Linked DNA regions of Mus musculus: region 1 is linked to region 2. A link is a loop called in an ENCODE intact Hi-C map of the cell type or tissue named here. Cell type or tissue: left cerebral cortex. All regions are shown on one strand. Links, peaks and the distances in the headings refer to the core of each region. The heading gives the core; the rest is flanking DNA.

Evidence for each region. Peaks named below come from ENCODE experiments on the same cell type or tissue, not always from the same donor. Only the 100,000 strongest peaks of a DNase experiment are listed, where the experiment ranks them.
Region 1: it touches region 2 in a loop (4-fold over the local background); 12 of 42 quality-filtered maps call a loop at or near these places.

Annotation. Positions count from the first base shown.
Region 1 is chr10:9,065,932-9,075,742 of GRCm38, forward strand. No RefSeq gene overlaps it. Among named protein-coding and RNA genes, the nearest start is that of Gm51794, 62 kb to the left of the region's middle. In left cerebral cortex, for the core only: a CTCF peak has its summit at 5,916 (motif pointing left); a DNase peak (open chromatin) is centred at 5,909.
Region 2 is chr10:8,789,996-8,799,806 of GRCm38, forward strand. All of the region lies in intron 4 of Sash1 (SAM and SH3 domain containing 1), which reads right to left. Among named protein-coding and RNA genes, the nearest start is that of Gm25410, 29 kb to the right of the region's middle. In left cerebral cortex, for the core only: CTCF peaks have their summits at 2,565 (motif pointing right) and 5,549 (motif pointing left); DNase peaks (open chromatin) are centred at 2,575 and 5,554.

The DNA.
Region 1 (9,811 bases), core at 1,088-9,087, 280 kb after region 2:
TTCTTTATTTACATTTCAAATGTTATCCTCTTTCCAGGTCTTCCCTCTGGAAACCCCCTATTCTACTCCCCTCCCCCTGTCTCTATGAAGGTGCTCCACCATTCACCCACCCACCCACTCCTGTCTTCCTGCCCTGGCATTCCACTATACTGGGGTATTGAACCCCCTCAGGCCTTAAGGCCATTCTTCCCACTGATGTTCAACAAGGCCATCCTCTGCCACATATGCGGCTGGAGCCATGGGTCCCTTCATGTGTACTCTTTGGTTGATGGTCCAGTCCCTAGAAGCTCCGAGAGGTCTGGCCAGTTGACACTGTTGCTCCTTTCATGGGCCTGCAAACTCCCTCAGCTCCTTCAGTTCCTACTCCAAATCCTCCACCGGGGACTCCACACTCAGTCTAATGGTTGGCTCTGAGCATCCACCTCTGTATTTGTCAGGCTCTGGCAGAACCTCTCAGGAGTCAGCTATATCAGGCTCTGGTCTGCAAGCACTTCCCAGCATCTGCAATACCATCGGGGTTTGGCAACTGTATATGGGATGGATCTCCAGATGGGGTAGTTTCTGGATGGCTTTACTTCAGTCTCTGCTCCACACTTTGTCTCCATATTTCTTCCTGTGAGTATTTTGTTTCCCCTTCTAAGAAGAATCAAAACGTCCACACTTTGGTCTTCCTTCTTCTTGAGCTTTCTTTCCAACTGTTTTCAGACTGTGACTATCTTCAATTTGGCTCACTTCTGCCTCTGTACCAGTCTTAACAGGGGTGGCCTTGACATGACGTTACATTCATCTTTGCTTTAGCATGACCAAACACATCACCAGAGAGGCGTTATCTTTTGGCTTACATCCCAAGTTTTTCTCTCAAGGTCAGCTGGGTAGACAGAGTCTTCCCCTTGTGGCCTTTGCCTCCCTTTCTAGTTTGTTCTCCTGTGTTTGATGTTTCCTTATGAAATAAGCTGGGTGCTTTCACACCTGTATGAGGTTTTCTTGGCTGCAATTCCATTCTTCTCTCCTGAAAAAATGCCAGTTGATGTCTTTAGGCTACCTTGAAACTACCATTTATTGGATAAAACCGCAAAGATTTGTCTAAGTGTTCCTGGCATGATTGTTTGCTTTCCCTAGGTGCTCACAGCGTGGCATGCAGTCTTTGCTCTGGCTCAGAACAGAATGAAATGGAATTCTTTGCTTGCCTCCCTTCCCAGGGGTCTTTCTTTGGGGTGCAGTGATTGTGAGTTATTCAGCTACACTTAAGACTTCTCAGAAACATGATAAGTATCATTTTTTAGTGAATGAATGAATGAATGAATGAATGAATGAGAGAGTGAAGTTCTGTCTACCATTTCTTTAAAATTTCCAGCTATTTTCCTTGCTCCCCATCTTTGCAGATCCCTGAGTAAATTAGGAAAGCTTTCCCTATATCTGTCTTGTAAAACTGCGCACGGTTGGCCCAGAAAGAGACAATTGGAGTAATGGAACAGGGATCCTAGGAAGAGGCAATCACAATCCTGAGTAATGGGATTTCTTCCCTTTTAGTCCACAGGGAAGAAATTGCTTTACAATAAATGGTACAGGGGTTGTTTGTCATTAAGGTAGGAAAAATGAAATTGAATGCCTATTGCTTATCATATATATTATTTAATTCCAAGTGAATTTAATATTTAAATGTACAAACAATAATTACTAGCATGACACTCTAAGAGACTACAGGAAATCATCTTTATGATCACAAGATCAAAAACAATTTGTTACCCAAGAGATAAAGGCAAGAATTCCCAAAGGGGGTGGGGAGGACTTGACAAATGACATGTTAAAATTCAGAAAGTCTGTTCTTGAAATGATAGCAGGAAGAAAGCAATTGACAAATGATAAGCTTGGGAAAGATAAAAATTCACGACTAGAATTCTAATCTGCTATTTAGGACACAGGCTCTCTCTCACTTCTCTTTATCTCTTTTCCCATTACTTCTGGCTCCCCTTCAAGGTCTCTGGTATCTCAGGCTGGCATCTCAGGCCAGCTGGGATAAATAGTGAGGATGACACTGATTTTCTGATCCTTCTGCCTCTTCCTCCCGGGTGCTGGCATTATAGGTTTGTGCCATCTGATTTTTATATAGTGCTGGAATCAAACCTAAGGTTTTGTGCATGCTAGACAAATACCGAGTGAGTCTCCAGTCTCAGGACATTACTTTCAAACATTAGTAGGCAGCAGAAGATCTTCAAACCTGGCAGAAATCAAGATCTTGAGAACATATGTGAACCTATACATATACATCCTATCTATCTATCTATCTATCTATCTATCTATCTATCTATCTATCTATCTATCTATCTATCTATCTATCCATTTATCTATCTATCTATCTATCCATCCATCTTACTATCTATCTATCTATCTATCTATCTATCTATCTATCTATCTATCTATCTATCTATCTATTAAAGAAAGGATCTTACTATTAGCCCAACATTCTTTGACTTTGATGTATAGTCCTGGTTGGCCTTGAACTTGTGATCTTCCTGGTTCATCTTCTGTAGTGCTGGAATTACAGGCGAGTGACACCACTGATTCAGATTTGAGTTTATAAAATGTTAAAAATTGAATGAAAAGAAGACAATGTCTTTACATAGCACATTAATGAACATGCATAGAATCTTGATTGCCCTTTTAGCTACAGTTTGTGTCCAGCTTTTAGTAGTAAATTTAGAAAAGTCACAGGGGTGTTGAGTATACACAACGTTTGTCACCAGGGACACAAGGGACAACACAATTTTCACTGTATAAGGAATTATCTACAATTACAATTAAAATTACAATTAAAAGCACTGTATTTAACAAAGACAATCCTTAACTCATCTTTCTGTGACATGAATGGAGGGTGCTATTGTTGGTGTTGATGTTTTTTACCTTTATTTGGGTTCTACTTGAGATTAATTGTAGCTAGCTCTACACCTCCAACTCCACTGCATTTATGTTAACCTAAGCTACTCAGCCGCCATTAGCAGCGCGTGTTATTAGCCGTTATGTTGCCTCCTTGACTCCTCAAGCTGAGCTCATGTGTAATAGCAATGAGGTAGACGATTAAGAGAAATTCATCTTACACAGCACCACTGAAAAACACCTCTAAGGTTTTCTCCGGTGACATAAAATGCTCCAAAAGTTATAAGAAGAGAGCATCCAATCTCCTCAAACGGCTCTCATTGTCTGTTGCTTTATTTTCAATACCAATCGTTGGAAAGTAATGTACTCTCCTCTAAGTTCCAAGCCGTCCTTGCTGCCTGAGAGGAGTTTCTTTGAGATGACATCGAACTGAGCTTTGGCTCACTCTGATCTACATCCTGGGGATGGAGGGTGCTATAGGCTATCCCTGACCTAGCAAGAGTCAAGCATGGGAATATGAAATCCTCTGATTGTCATGTGGTTGCTAGGTTATCCTGGGAGAAAGCTACCAACGGGGATGGTTAGTATGTCAGAGCTAACTCCCCAGCATTTTGCCTTGAATTAAAAAATATTAAGTAATACAGACTCAAAAAATTCAAGAACTGTAGGACAATAGACTTATAGTTCATCGCTTACTGACTTCATTCCTGGGCTGAACAGCTGTAATAACTCATTTTTCTATTCACACACTCAAAAGCCAGGACAGCTAGAAGAGCCGTCAGATTAAGAACACTGTCCCCTCAAGATTCTTCCATCCTTTGTCAGACAGCCTGCACCTGCTTGCTTCCCTTTACCTCCCCGTTTTAGATAGAGCTGCTCTCTCCTCCCCCTCTCAGTCTGAAAGAAAGGCAAAAAGGGAAAGGAACAACAATTTAGCTGGAGGTCAACTGGGAACCCCTGCTAATGGCTGCTTCTTCTCTGCTCAGTGATTGTGGAGAATAGGAAATCAGGCCGAACTCACTGTTGTCATCAAGGAGAAAAAGCTGGTGAGCCAGCGAATGATACTGACTGCCTTTTCCCTTTGAAGAAAAATAATTACCACGTTTAAGGGACACGCTTCAGGGCAAACACCTTCTTCCGAGCTCATCACTGTGGAGGACAGTGCGCTGTAGCCCAGCAGAGTGGGTTGCCCGTGATGGAAATGGCCTGCTTCCCTCACACGACCCCGTGTCCCCGTGTCCCATGATCTCTCTCCCTAAACCAGGGATGAGGGAGTCTGAAGATCATGTCATGCAGCTCTGTATGTTTAGGTGGCCCGTGATGTCTGGTGCTTGTATGAAAGGCCCGAGACTTCTAGTTGCTAAGAAAGGTCAGGGGGATAAGGCTAACGGAAGGGCTGTGCTACTGTACAAAATACACCCAGGCAGGTGATATCTTCAATCCATCCTTATCTCCAGAGCAAGGTGGCTTTACAAATAAACAGATTTTCTGGGAGCCTGAAGTGAAGGATGAGGTAGGACAAGGGTCAGAGTTAGGGCCTTCACACCTCCTCTGAAGAGGGGGACATTTCCAGTTGAAAATTTGTGTTCAGTCCCTGAAAAAAATTAGACTCTTAGCAAGTAGGATTTTAAACATATCCCTGAATTTTATTTTTTTCATTTACTGATAGCACACAATCGCTCTGGTAGCTAATAAATTCTTAAGAGTACCTGGAGAAAAAGGCTTTAATGTTTGTCACTATCTGCAAAGCAGTTTGAGAGGTTTGAGCTTCAACAGGGTGTGGGGTGTGGTGTGGGGCAGTCAAAGACGTCTTGCATTTTTAAAGGAAGAAGTATTTGGTTAGCAGTTCAGCATCAGTCGTTACCATTCACTTATTAAGAAACATAAATCAAGTTTACTTAACATACAAACATGACAAAAAAATTAGCAACCTGTGCTTCGGCTTTGCGTTACAAACTGAAGGACTGTGACTTCCCTTCCGTTGGAAGTACATATGCTCTATAAAATGAAAGAACTCATCTCACAGAGCCTTACCCTTAGGTGAAGAGCTACAGCAATCGATGGCTGCAGAGAGAGGGAGAAATGGGCTGCCCTAGGCATGAGCTTCCTGATAGCTCACCTAATCCCAAGTGGTAAATCCTAAACACATATTCATATAAGCAACACTGAACGAACGTAGTAGACTGTGTGGTGTGTGATGTGTGTGTGTGTATGTATAAAATGTGTGCATGCATGTAACAGTAATAAAGAAGAGGAAGTCAGGAGTATGAAGAGGATCATGGGAACAAATTGGGGGGGGGAAGAGGAGGGGTGAGTGATGTAAACACTGTATTCATGTACTAAATTCTAAAAAAAAAAAAAAAAACCCAAAGCCAAGCAACCACCTCAGCCTCAACCAAAAAAGAAAAAGAAAAAAAGAAAACAGGGAGAAGGAATTCATACAAAAGAATTATTTAGCAAGCAGACTATATCCTCAGTAAAAGAAGTATTAACAATTATAGACATCTAATTTGGAGGGTCATTAAATTATTTTTAACAGCAATGGATTGCGAAGAAACGTTAGCAATTCTTGCAACCCCAAATAACACATCCAGTTTATGGGTAAGCATATCCTGTTTAGCTTGATTTTCACCATTTCATGCTGGACACCTATAGAAAAGTCATAGCGTGCAACACACATACATACAGTTTGCATTTGTCAACTCCATGTTAATGGTACCTATGTGTTTATTGTTATAACTACATGGTAATTACCTATCTTGTCTTAACTGAAAATCACTAATAAGTTCACAATAACATAAAAGGTATTATTAAAGACATTAGCAAAATAATTGTGTGTGTGTACATAGATGTGAAATGAAAAGTACTCAGACACTCAAAGATATAATTGAGCACAGAGCCTTTGACCACATGATTTTAGTTTTAGGGAATTTTGTCTTTATCTGGATTATTTTTGAGGAAGCTGCCTGTTTTGTTTTCTTGTGTTCTTAGTCACTGATTTTTGGAAGCCAATAGCAACGGCTCCGTCGCGCCCCCTTGTGTTAAGGGATAGTTTCAAAATTCTGAAAGTCTACCTTCTGTCTTCAGTTCACTTTGAAGGACTGAATTGGATAACATAGTACATTCAAAAGAAGGATAGAAAATTCCTAGGAAGCATGAATCTATGATCTAGGCACGTCCACCACCAATCCATTCTCAGTGCATCCATGAAGCTCTGCTGCATTTTTTAAAGGTCCTGAGCGATCACTAAAGCACTCTTTAAGTGGCATACCACACAGCGCCATTCACATTTTTGACTGAATTTGTAAGTCATGGTATCTCACTCCCTGGGAATTAGAAAATGCAGCCTAGTAGACTCATGCAACACAATTTCAAGACTTTTTTTTAACATGTGAGGATTTTTATTAATTATGTCTTCCAATTCCCTGTGGGCTTGAGATTGTTTATATTTTGAAAATGTTATACTCTTCTAAACTATGGTTTGCTCCTCCCCAATTTCCATGCCCTGGACTCATCTTTCCCGGCCCTCCTGACCCTCTCTTCTTCCCAGTTCTATCCTGACCCTACCTTTTTCTTAGTTCTATCCTGACCCTACCTTCTTCCCAGTTCCATCCTGACCCTACCCTCTCCCCAGTTCCATGCCTAAACAGTTTTCCTTGTAGACTTCAAGCCAGCCTACAAATGCCACAAACTGTAAAGCATGTTTATCAGCATTCTGACATGATATTCCATATTATAGACCATTTTGTTGCTTTGGGTTTGTTGTTCCCAATGGTGATATTATCCAGTTGATGATTTGATTTTTTTCCTTCTTTCCTCACGGCCCCAGATGGACTACAAACACAATACAACCAGTCCTTGGCGTATGACTGAGCACGTCACAAACATTTACGTAGAGCTTAGTCATTTGCAACTGAAAATGCTTTTTCCGAGAAAAACTATCCAAGAAATCATAATTAGTTTCCAAGGGTACTTTCTCAAATCCGTTTTACCTACATTGGAAATTCTACCAGGAGTACCATTTCTATTAAATTTGCCCATCATTTGTTGAATTATTTGTTTGGTTAAATGGATATTTACTCTTAGCATGGCTAGAAGCAAACCTCCACTCCTGTACAGTCTAAGGGGCACCTAGCTCTGAGCGGAGTGGGCTTAGTGACCAGGCAAACACATCTTGGAGATAAGCCAGAGGTAGAGAGAAAAATTATGATCTCTCTCCTCACCACCACTCACACCCTGGGCAGATCCCTCAGTAGCAGATGACCTTCATTCAGAGGCACACAAGTACTTTAGTTGAAAGATGCTATGGCATGCAACATACCTTCAGGGTTTCCTCTAGTTATGTGGCCTGTTCTCTCGCTCTCATCCTCCCCTCTCTTCTTTCTCTTCTCTCTCTCCTCCTTCTCTGCCCCATGTCTCTCTTTCTCTCTTTCCATTTCTCCCCTCCTCTTCTTCCCCTCCCTCTCTCCCTGCCTCCCTTTCTCCCTCCCCTTATCACCAGACATTTATTAGTTCCAGTGTTGGTACAGCTATTCTGGTAGGTTCTAGGGATGTAGAAGACATGAAGATGGGTAAGAAATAGTCCCTGCCCCTGGGGCTGACCTTCTATAAGTAACTACAAGTAACACAACTATGTTTATAGGCTATTAAGAACTATACCAAACAGTAGGTGGCACAAAGCAGCTAGCTTTAAGGGGGCCTTAAAATGCATGTAGAGTTGGATAATAAACAATCAGAAAATTAAATCAGAATGAAGATCATATTTCGTATGCCACAAGAGAAACTAGAAGCAAGAGTCAAATTGTATCTATCACTCCTTGACCAGAGAACTCTTGCTTTGCATAGAGTCTGCCTTCACCTCTCTCCTAGTACAATTATAGCATAGAAGGCAATTGGAATGCATTCTACTATGGAAAATATATCCATTCAAGAGAGGGCCAGACTTTTAATTAAGTCCTACTAGCTTGTCCAAAGCTTTCTAAAAGGTGAACAACACAAATGCTGTAAGCAGGCAAGGGCTAAGGGAGAGGGGGAGGGCAGAAAACAGACACTGACCCAAATCTGGAACAGTAGGAAGGGTGGTTCTCCCTGGAGTCTGGTGTCATGGCAGCTGGAGGGAGAAAGACCCTTCTCCAGGCCTTTGCTTGGTGTCCCCCTTGCTTCTCAGAATGCTGCTATCAGGGTTATGGCTTCCAGGCAACAGAGATTAGATGACGTGTTAGAGTATGGAGTCTGATTACTATAGGAATTCTTCTAAAGTGATGCTAAGGTCCTCTGGCCCGATGAAAGCATCATTTGTACACAAGACCTTCTGGCCAGAATTTTAACACATGCATCTTAGGTATGAGAGACATGGCAATGGTTATGGGGCCCTGTGAGGAAACTGATAAACAAAATGAGATGTCAGTATCTCTTCCTCTTCTTCTTCTTCTTCTTCTTCTTCTTCTTCTTCTTCTTCTTCTTCTTCTTCTTCTTCTTCTTCTTCTTCTTCTTCTTCTTCTTCTTCCTCTTCCTCTTCCTCCTCCTCCTCCTCCTCCTCCTCCTCTTCTTCTTCTTTTTCTTCTTCTTCTTCTTCTTCTTCTTCTTCTTCTTCTTCTTCTTCTTCTTCTTCTTCTTCTTCTTCTTCTTCTTCTTCTTCTTCTTCTTCTTCTTTTCCTCCTCCTCTTCTGCTAAAAAGATAATCTACTTATTTTTATTTTAGTGTCTAGTGTCTCAATGATTGGCTAACATGTATGTAAGTCTACAACATACATACCTGGTGCCAGAAGAGGAGGCCAGAAGAGGGCACCAGATCACATGGAACTGGAATTATGGACCTAAAGCCTCTAGGTCAGTGCTGGAACCAGAACTGGAGTCCTCTGCAAGAGCAGCTGGTATGATTAACTGAGAAGTCATCTCTTCCGTTCCTAAACTCCCACTTTTTTTTTTTCGGAGAAGGAAAAAAGAGTTCTAAAGGCTCACTATGAATGCCCTTATAACTTACAAAAACATCCATAGGATGTCTGGAGTTGGTGGGGGTGGGGCGCAAAATACCCTTTGATAATATGAAATAGGTTTGTTTGGTTTGGATACGAAATATACCCAGAAGCACATGTGTTCAGGGCTTAGTCCTGGGATAGAAGCATGATTTGAGTGAAGGTCATTGGATGCCCCCCAAAGGGGGTTACCACCCACAGGTTGAGAGTCACTGTGCTAGTGCATGTATTCTGCCGAAACAAGGGGATATTCAAGTAAGAGAAATGTAAGAGTCCCAGGAAGCAAATCTGACACAAGAGAGTTGAGAGTAGGAGAGATTCCTGGAATGATAGTGAGGGAAGTTTCCAGAACAAACACTAGATTTGAGCAAGAGAGCAGAGTTCAAGCGAAATGTTTATAAAGACCTAGAGGAAATTATTTATCTGATTATTTGACAGTATCAGGAAGAATTTTTTATTGTTCTTTTGAAAAATTTTGGATTGAATTTGTTATGAGTATAAAGGAAATTAAGCAAACATACAGGGAGACCCAGCAGTCATTCAATCCAGAGAAACAGGAAAAGTCGAGAAAAGACTCGGGGTTATAGTCCTGCACATGATCACTTGTAAGCAGCACTTAATTATAAACATGTAGCAATATAACATTGCTATGAATAAAAAACTGTTATTAAACATTATCAAAAGTAAGGAAAGACCCTCCCCCTTTCTCTCTCTCTCTCTCTCTCTCTCTCTCTCTGTGCATTTGTGTGTTTGTATGCATTTGTGCATTTGTGTGTGTGTGTACATATAGAAGCCATAGAAGCCAAGACCTGATAAGTAGGACTTTCATAGATGTCTATAATTAACAAATGGAGCTGTATCCAGTCAAGCATGCAACATGGGAACAAATGCCCTAGATAGCTGAAAGCAGTTGTCTTTAAAGAGTGGGAAGTCAGGATTGAAGTAGGATGAGGGAGGTTATC
Region 2 (9,811 bases), core at 950-8,949:
GTGTACACAGGGAAGGTGGGAGATGCGGTCAAAGTCAGACTCAACGCCCAGGTGGAGGGGCAGCCAGTAGAGAGCTCCTGTAGTTGGTGACTTCCAACTGGCAAGGGTGACAGTTGGTTTTGCCAGATCTTGTAAGACTCAAAATCAAGACAGAGATCTGCCAGTGAGAGCTTCATGCTTTGGAGCCATGGCAGATTTTTTTTTAATGCATCCAAGTTAATCAACCTGTGTCTGTTTGGCATTCTACCTTGAACCAGGCTGTCAGCGTGAGACAGCCGACCCAGGTAACCCCAGGTAATGTGGAATAGTAACAGCCAGTGAGTGAGGCGCTTCTCTGGGAAGAACTCAGACAATACCAACTTAGAGCACGATAGTCGGAGAAGCAAAGAATATTAACATGGGGCGGGTGGCAAGTAGAGATGAGATCAAAATCCTCATTCGCTGGATACAAACTGTAGAGGACAACGTTGGTGCCCTTGGGCATGCCAAAGAGCTTGCATCAGAGGAGAAGTTGGGAACTTAGAGACTTAACACCCAAATCTTCTCTCCAAGTTCACTGCCAAAAAGCAAGATTTAAAAGATGCTTGGCTAAACACTGTCTCTGCTGCCCAGAAAGCCAGTTGTGAGGCCAGGTACTGAGAAATGAGACTGAGAACAGTCAGAGGAAACGTGGCAGAACTGTAAACATCTAACAGAGACCTTGCAGGTCCAGGGGCCTCAAGGATTTAAGGGGCAGAACGGAGAGGGGAGGTTTCTCATGCAGTCCCCTCCTCCCCACCCCCGTGATCAAGGCATTACTTAGATGTCCGGGCACTGATGGTGACAGGTGGGTTGGTACCCAGACCCCGTGAGTAACATAGTGCTCCACACAAATACACCGTCCCACTTCAGTAAGAAAACATACCCATCACCAAATTACGCCCCTCTCCCAAAGCTCTAGACTCTATTTTCCCTCCTCCTTTGTACTGCAAAAATAAGAGATTCAACTCACATCTACCCAAAAGGCTGCCCAGCGGTAGCCATTCTAAGTTCTATAAACATTCAGACAAAATATATCTAACAATATCACATTAGGGACAAAGGTATGGAGAAATGAGGCTTTGGGTTAGAGAGTGGGTGTTTATGAAGAAGGATGCTTGCTGGGACAAAAACCTACCTCGGTTGTTTGAATGTCTGTCTAGCACACCCTGGGTTTGACCCATCACTGCACAGCACTGACGGGAGTTGGTGTTCTTTTGTAATCGAAGCACTTGGGAAGTGAAAGCAGGAGGGTCTCTACTACACCAAGGCCAGTCTGGAGTTGTCTCAAATAAGCAAACAAGGAGGCATCCAAAGATGACGGGTGGGGTCTGGTTGGTCTTGACTGGAGTGCAGGGTACAAGGAGATCAGTAAAGCGTTTCTAGATACGTCTCTGAAAGTCCTCATAGATAGGGAACTAAGGGGAAAGGCTCACCCACCTGAATATGGGTTTTATTATCTAATAGGCTGAAGCCTAGATGGGCTAAAAAGTGGCAAGGTGACAGTCTCCGTGATCAAGGACTCCACAGTAAGTCGACATTTACCAGACATTGTGACGTAAGCACTGTTCTCACCGCATGCCTCCTGCTCTCCGTGCCTCCATCTTACCTCAGTCCCCAAACAAGCCAAAGCAGGAGCCCAAACAAATCTTTCTCTCTTGTTTCCTCTCTGGTCCTTGTCACAACGTGACACAATAATACACACCAGAAGTCAAAAAAGCAGGGACAACTGCAGGCTCATGACCACAGGTAAATTATGAGACCAACAGAGACTGTCAAGACTGAGCCATCGGCTGGCTATGTGGCAGGACATGGAGGAAGGGAATCTTTCAAAGAGTGATCATCTTTGGGCTGTTCGTGAATTCCTAGGATCTGAACGATACTGACCATTGCTAAGAACCAACTACGTGAGATATCTGCAGTGCTGCTTAAAACCAGCACCAATGAGGTCAGAACTCCCCAGCCATTTTTTCTTACACCGAAAGAAATATGTTCTCAGGCAAATGGTCTGCAGAAATCTTTAACTCCTCTGAAGACAGAGAATAGTAGATCTTAATGGATTAAGTGACTTTTAACTATCACTCGATGTATATTCCGATTTTATAGGAAGTGATGGTCCCCACGAGGGAAGGTAGATGGACAGCTTGTTGCTTGGTGGCCACTTGGCAGTCCCTAGGGATTACACCAAGTGGCCTGCTGTGGCCTGGCTGTCTTTGAAATGTATGCCTTTCTCTCTCTGGGTAGAATGAAGATTAATCATTTCAATCCTATCTTTGCTATTTTCGAAAGCTCCTTTCTATCCCAAAGCCATCTTTCCATACTGTCAGACAAATGCTAATGTCCACTCCCATAAATAAAAATGCTTACAAATTTGCCATTAAGGACAGGCTCGTTCTCACTGCTACCCAGACATTACAAAATCTACTCATAGGCTCTACCCCAAAGTACAGACTTTGTTACTTTCATTCACTCTCTTCAAATTATCATGCATGTTGGGTAATTTTATCCTCTGGTTTGTCCATACCCACACTTCCTGCATTGCCCCAGATGGCCTGAAGATGGCACTGTAGATTCTTCTTTCAGCGGTGATCTAGAGCGTGGAATTTTGTTTTTAATTTTTCACAAGTTTACAACACACGGACTGGCTAGTGTGAGGCTCCTCAGCTCACCACCGCTCAAGAGAGAAAAGTGACACCATATGCATTTGGACAGAGCATTTGGACCTGCATAGCTGAAGGTATTGCACCTAGTCTCAATAAGTCTGGGGATGTGATTTCTTGTTTACAGGTCAAGCGGTCCCGGGTTCAAATCCAGGACAAGCCTGTCTTAATTCTCCAGCAGGAAGTCAGAGTGAACGTGTTTTCTAAACTATGGTTAAGACCCCCCCTACATTGCTAATATGTGAACATTTCTCCTTAAGATACCTAAACTACTTTGGCTGTTTTCTAAAGACAAAACTCATTTAAGAAAATTCCTAATTTAAGGAATTATTGGATTAAGAAAAGAAAGAAATCAAGGGCGCATATCCTCAGAACGTGGACCATGTCATTCCTTCGTCCAGGCATTTCCAACCATCCTTCCTTTCTTCCATTCGAATTCAGACCCCAGTGAGTCAGGCACTCGCTGGGCCACAGGGAGATTGGCTAAAGGAGACAGGTGAAGCTTTGCAGCTTTGGGGCTGGGGTGAGGAGGCAGGAAGGGCTGCAGGGTCAGTGGGGGGTAGTGTGGGGGTGGGGATGGGGGGGGGAGGAGTATGGACAGGTGTAGGAGACCTCCCTGAAGAGGTAGCCTTCTTCAAGTAGAGCAGGAGTGGCTGTGACATTCACACCCCAGCGAGGCGGAAGAACACAGGGCGGAAGCGAAGTAAGAGTCTACCTTGGGCCAGTGGCATCAAGTGGGGGAGAGGTGAGAGAAGGAGCCAGGAGCATATGTGAGACCAGAGCTGCAGACAAAAGCTTAATAGATATTAGTCATATTATAAAACAATAGAGACAGTGGAGTATAATACAGAGAGACTGGGGGCTGGAGAGATGGCTAAGTGGTTAAGAGCACCAACTGTTCTTCCAGAGGTCCTGAGTTCAATTCCCAGCAACCACAGGGTGGTTCACAACCATCTGTAATGGGATCTGGTGTGTCTGAAGACAGCTACAGTGTACTCCTATACATACAGGCTGGAGTTAAAACTTGTCAGTGTTTATAGTTAGAGTGCTGCGTCACTCTCAGCCCAGGCTGTACACAGGCTACCCTACTTTCTATGGAGTTTCTTGCATTAGTGAAGACATCCTCATTAGATCACCCACTGGAAGGATGAATAGACACACGTCAGAATGTATTCCCTGAGCCTCTGTAGAATTCAACCTTCAAAATCAAGAAATGTCCTGCGCGATTGCCAAGCCCAGCGCCTTGCAGCATCTCTCATCCCTCCATGTCTCTTGCCTGTGCACACAGGAAGGACTAGCCTACCACACTTGCGTCTAAGAGATGGACTTCAAGGGCGCACTAGAATAGACTGGCCCTGCTCTGTCACGACTAATGGACCGAGTTGCTCTCGAGAACTCGAGATGCTGTTTCCCGATCCCAAATCTAATCATACATGGATACGTGAGAACCAAGTGTTTCGGGGATACTTGAGGAGCTGGCTGCGGGGATGTTGCGGAGACACCTTCTGGTCTGCTGACGGAAGGAAAGAGAATGACCACAGTGTGTCCGACTCATTTCTTCTTGTAGCTACATTTAAGTATCCTAAGGTGCACCCAGGCAAAAACAACCCATCTCACTTTCACATGTGGAGACCAGCACTTAGCAAAAGCACAATAAATGTCGACGTTCAAAGAAAGTCCTAAACTTACCCCATGCCAGGCTTAGTGACGCTTCACTGTAACTAAACAAACAAACATACCTGTGCACACACACAAATGCAGTTATAACCTAATTTGTAAAAAGCAACATATGTTATACATTACTTGAAACCTGTACTTACAGAGATTTTTTTTTATGGCACAATAATCTTAAATCTCAGGATATAAAACTTCGGCGCGAGTTTTCTCCCTGCTGAATTTTGAATCGGGGATCTTGCTGTTCCTGTTATTATCCAGCATCACCACAGGCTGCCCAAGTGCCCCCAAAGCTAGTCACCTGCTCCTCGGGAAACAGAGAAGGGACATAGCTGTGCTACATGGTGGTAAGGCTGAGAAAGAGCCTTGCTAGGTGTGTGATAGTTTGGGGCTACACTTTGAGCATTAGAAAGGCAGAGGCAAGAGTTCAAGGCTAGCCTGGGCTATACAGCTAGACTCTTGTCTTAAAAACAGCTGACTGATCTTAAAGAAAGCAATTTCCTTTTTGTGAGCTACGTAAGTATAATTGATATTGTGCTTGGTAATATATACATACTAGATATGTATGGTATTTTTAATGTTTTTATTTATTCTTGGAGAACTTATACACGATTTTGTCATATTCTTTACCCTCCAGGGATGGGGCCTGCACTGCAGTGTGGTTGATATAGTCCACTGGGCAAAAGTAACTGATTTTTTTTTTTTTTTTTTTTGGTTATCAACTATGATAGCTTCTTGGCTAGCAGTGGGACTTTGTGTCCACTTCTATATGCAAATTTTCTGAGACAGAGTTTCGTGTCCCATGGCTGGCTTCTAACTTGATATGTGGCTGAAGACTGGCTTTGAATTTCTCCTTTTTTCTGCCTCCATCTCCCAAGCACTGAGACTATAGGAAGGCGCCACCCACCCCATAATCACGGTAGGCAAACAATATACAAACTGAGCCATCGCCCCTGGCCTAATGAATATTACCCATAAGATAGCAAATCCATTTTTTATCTCGTGAACATTCTTCTCTATTTAATAGAAATAAACACGGAACAATATTCAGCTAATACCATCTACTACCTGCCATAAAAACTCAAGAGGTCACCCAGCTGCAGGGACAAGACTGAAGTGAGGTCAGAGACAGAAAGCCTGGGCAGTAAGGAAACGCTCACTTTCAAGGTTGGGAAGAGACAGAGGCTGGCGCCCCCTAGTGCTCAGTCCTGCGTAAGTCTCTTGCTTGAGGCCAACCGTGGGCCTTCCTAGTGGAAAGTCTGCATTTCACACACATCTCAGTGCAGTCAATTCTCCAACTGTGAGGGAGAGTAATTCTCCCCCGGAGTCTTAGAACTCCATAAACATCTACTGCAAACAGCAACACCAGTCATATTTTATCAACCCAGTCAAAACACTCTCTTATTCAGACATGTTTTGTTTGTTTTTCATTTCAGAGTCCTTTCTCAGCTAGAACTTTCTTCTTCTTGTCTTTAGTTCAGCTTGCTGGCTTTTTGTTTTGTCTGAGAGAGCATCTCACACTGTGGACCATGCTGGTGTCAAATCCACAGCAACCTTCAGGTCCCAGATTTCTGGGACTGTAGGTACAAGCCACCATTCTCAGCTTTGGCCTGTAGTTTCTGGCTTTCTGCTTAACAAAGTAAAAAGTCACCTCCATAAATGATCAAGGCGCCTCGTGTAGTGTGAAATCCAAGGCAACAAGCCCATCCCAGGATAAGAGTCACATGCTGTGAAGTCAAGCAGATTTGGGGAGAGGCATATTCACACCTTGATGACGCTGGGTAAAGTAGCTATAGTAAAATGGCTCCTACCTTACTAGGCTGTTGGTAGATGATCTGAGTGCATAAATGGAAACACCTTCTGTGGTGCCTGCCCCTTGGGAATATCCTTGTAAATGACACCTATGTAAATATCCATCAGAGCCATAGGCAAACTGAAGCCTCCAGCGTATTCTACAAAGCTCACCTTTGCGGCTCCAGCACACAACTCTGGCATACACCGCCTCCGCTAGACTAAGCCATTTCTGGTCACTGAACTGTCTCAGTGCTAATTTGTTTTCATGTCAACTCCTCTCCAGTATTTTGACATAGTTATTTCTTTTTCTCATTTCTAGAAGCGACTTATTAGAATCCCAACATAACATACACTCGGTGATGGAGTGCGAAGTCAAATGTTCTTCGGTTTATTTGTGGCGTGATATTATTTCCATTTGTTTATATCTTATTGTCGGGTGTGTGGAAGCAATGGCTCACTGGTAAGAGTGCTTGCTGCTCTTCACAGGTCCAGCATCAGGGCCCTAACATCTACATCAAGCAGCTGACAACCACCACCTGTGACTCTGGGGAACCCCACGCCTTCTTCTGGCCTCTGAGGGTATCAGTGTGTGTGTGTGTGTGTGTGTGTGTGTGTGTGTGTGTGTGTGTCTGTGTCTAAAATTTAAAGACTTTTTAAAAGTTTTTATATCCTACTGTCTCCCAGTCCAGTATTTAGCTTGGTAAAGAACAGTATATATTAATTTCTTTTTACTAAGGCTGAGAAGTTTTTTCAATATGGATACATTTCCTAGAAAATTATTTGAATCCATCAATTATGTCACATTAACTTTCTACAAGTAATGGCAGGCTTTTCAAGTTTATGAAATATAATTGTTGTCACAACAGTACAACCAACCCACTCTTTAATTCTGCTATTTACAGATCTGGGATGGTTAATTTTAATTGTCAACTTGGCACAACCTAGGATCACCCAAGGATAAACAGTCTTAATGAAGGACTACGGAGATCAGGTTGACCTGTGTGCATGTTTGTGGGAGATTGTCTTGATTACACATACACTGATCCGTGAAGATTCAGCCCACTACGAGTGGCACCATTCCCTAGGCAGGGAGCCTTACACTGTAGGAGTAAAGAAACATAGCTCTATACAAGTATGCATAAACTTATTCTCCCTCTACTCTTGCATGTGATCTAGATAAGCTGCTTTGAGTGTTTACACTAGCTTTTCTGCAATGACTGACAGCAACCTGGAATTACAAGTGAAACAAACAAACAGCCTTTCTCCCCTAAGCTGCTTTTGGTAAGGCATTTTATCACAGCTCAGAAAAGAAAGGACAAGGTCCTGTTACCACATGGCATAAATTCTTAGGCCCAGAAACTGCTGAACGCACATGGAAGACATTTGAAATCTCAATCTATGACCTTTTACAATTGTAACTTTTTCTACCTCATCTCTTTTCCATAATTTCCTTGGTTCTAATTATCCTCAAAACCACTTTAAGTAAGGCTACTCCTTTCATGAGATGTCTCAAAAGGACACTGGATTCAGAAAACAAGGAGATGACCTGCATGGTGCGTAGCGCATGCCTACACATGCTAAGCACTAACTTAATAAAAACCCGATGAAGAGCAGTAGCTCTTCTTCCTCGGCTTTGACTCATGCTTCTCTCAAACCTTCTTAAAATGTTCTTTGCCTTCTCAGCTTGGGTTCTCTGGCACCTCTGGGGTGGACAAGTTCTCCAAGCCAAAAAGCAGAGTTCCAAGCCTTCTGCAACTGAAAACCCTTCACAGAGATGCACTCAACGGATGTCCATCTTTTCATGCACCAGCTAGTAACTTGTCCTGCAAGTTAATGATTCAGGCAGGTCACTGGCAGAAATGCAAAACTTTCACATCTGGCGAGCAGCCAAATGCCATCTATCCACAGTGGAAGTCTGAGGCCCGACTGTGTCCGGGCTACAGGCTTATGAAGGCCAGGACTTACGGGCAGAAGGATGGAGGAAATCACCTTGTGACATGGTTTCAGGTTAAGGGTTAGAGACATGCAAAAACCAAATCCAGGACAGGTTTGTTTATATCCTTATCGGCATGTTGTCCCTCAATTCCCAGGGGCCTCTCACTGAGGCTTACTTTTCCATATGGGCCATATTTTTCCCTTATTTTCTTCTGTCTCTTCCCCCTTCCTCTTTGTATCTCTGTTTCCCTGTCTTGGACAGATTCGAATGTAGGCAAGGCTGCCTCAAACTTACTGTTTAGCCAAGGGTGATCTTGAACTTCCAATCCCTCTGTCTTCACCTTCTGAATGCTAGAATAGCAGGCATGCACCATCACATAGGGCTTAATACATTGCTCGAGGAGGTACCAAGGGCCTTATGCATGCTCTGTAGGCAAGCACTCTACCAAGTGATGAGCTACATCTCCAGCTCTCCTATTTTTCTTCATTTGTGACTCAATGGTTCAGAACTAAGAAAGAAGTGACTATAAAAAGGGATACATGGATGCTAGCTTTGCTGGTAATAATCATTGATAGTAACAGAATGCAACCCAGTATCTATGATAAATGCCTTTCCAGTTCCTCCAAATGAAGCAATCAATCTTCAGAACATCTTTATGACACACTGGATGGCCCATAATATTTTAAGTAAGATCATATAGAAAGGAATCATGACCGATTATTTTCATATAAAAATGATGTCAATGATGGCTTGTTGTTTGCTTGGTAGAGATAATGAAGTTCTGTGTTACTTGATGAGGGAACTACATCACAGTCCAGTACACAGCTTCCATGAGTCCACAATTAATCAAGTAGATTTCATTAACTTGCTCTAAGGTAATAAATTAACTTGCCTTCTAACTCAATAACTTTTCTCATTTTCTTTCTTCCTGCTAGATAGAGTCATGATTTGGGCTGGGTGGGCAGCGTACTCTGTGAAACATTTTCTTGGACTCCCTTGCAGCTAAGGGAGATCAAGTATCCCCTCACGAAGGAAAGAAACGCTAGAATTTTCTGGTAGTTTTAAGAAAGTTAGCATTTGTGTGATTAAAAGAACTATCTCAATATATACACCCTCTTCCTTTGCTCTCCTTCTCTACTGTGTCTGAAACACAGGATGCATACCTAAGTAGTCATCAGTTACCATAAGGAAGGGAATCACACTTGATGGTGTAGCAGAGAGGAAGGAATTCCAGCTCAACCAGTCTTGGAATTCTGCCCTACAGGGTCCTGGCTATAGGAGAATGTGCAGCTATTTGTCAGTGCTGAGGGTATATTAACCTGAGGGTATATTCATAACAAACACAGTTGGTTAGTGAAGTAAGAGAGAGAGAAACAGACAGAGAGAGACAGAGTGAGAGTCAGTCATGGTAGTCCATCCCAGGTAATCCGAGTACTCGGAGGCTGAGGCAGGAAGGTCATGAATCGTAACCTGAGCTACAGCACAGTAAGACAGGGCTCTGTCTAAACACAAAACAACCAAACACAATGAAAAGAAAGCAACAGAAGACAAACTTTCACAAAGCACTGGTCTGGGCGGTTGGCATGCATAACTCATCATCTTTCAGGCCCATGGGGACCCTGAGAAGTACGCAGGTGAAGGTACCAAGGCCCGGGTGCTTAGTTAAGGGACCTACCCAAGGCCACGCAACTGACACAGTACTCCCTTGTCTATGTGGGTTTTTTGCTTC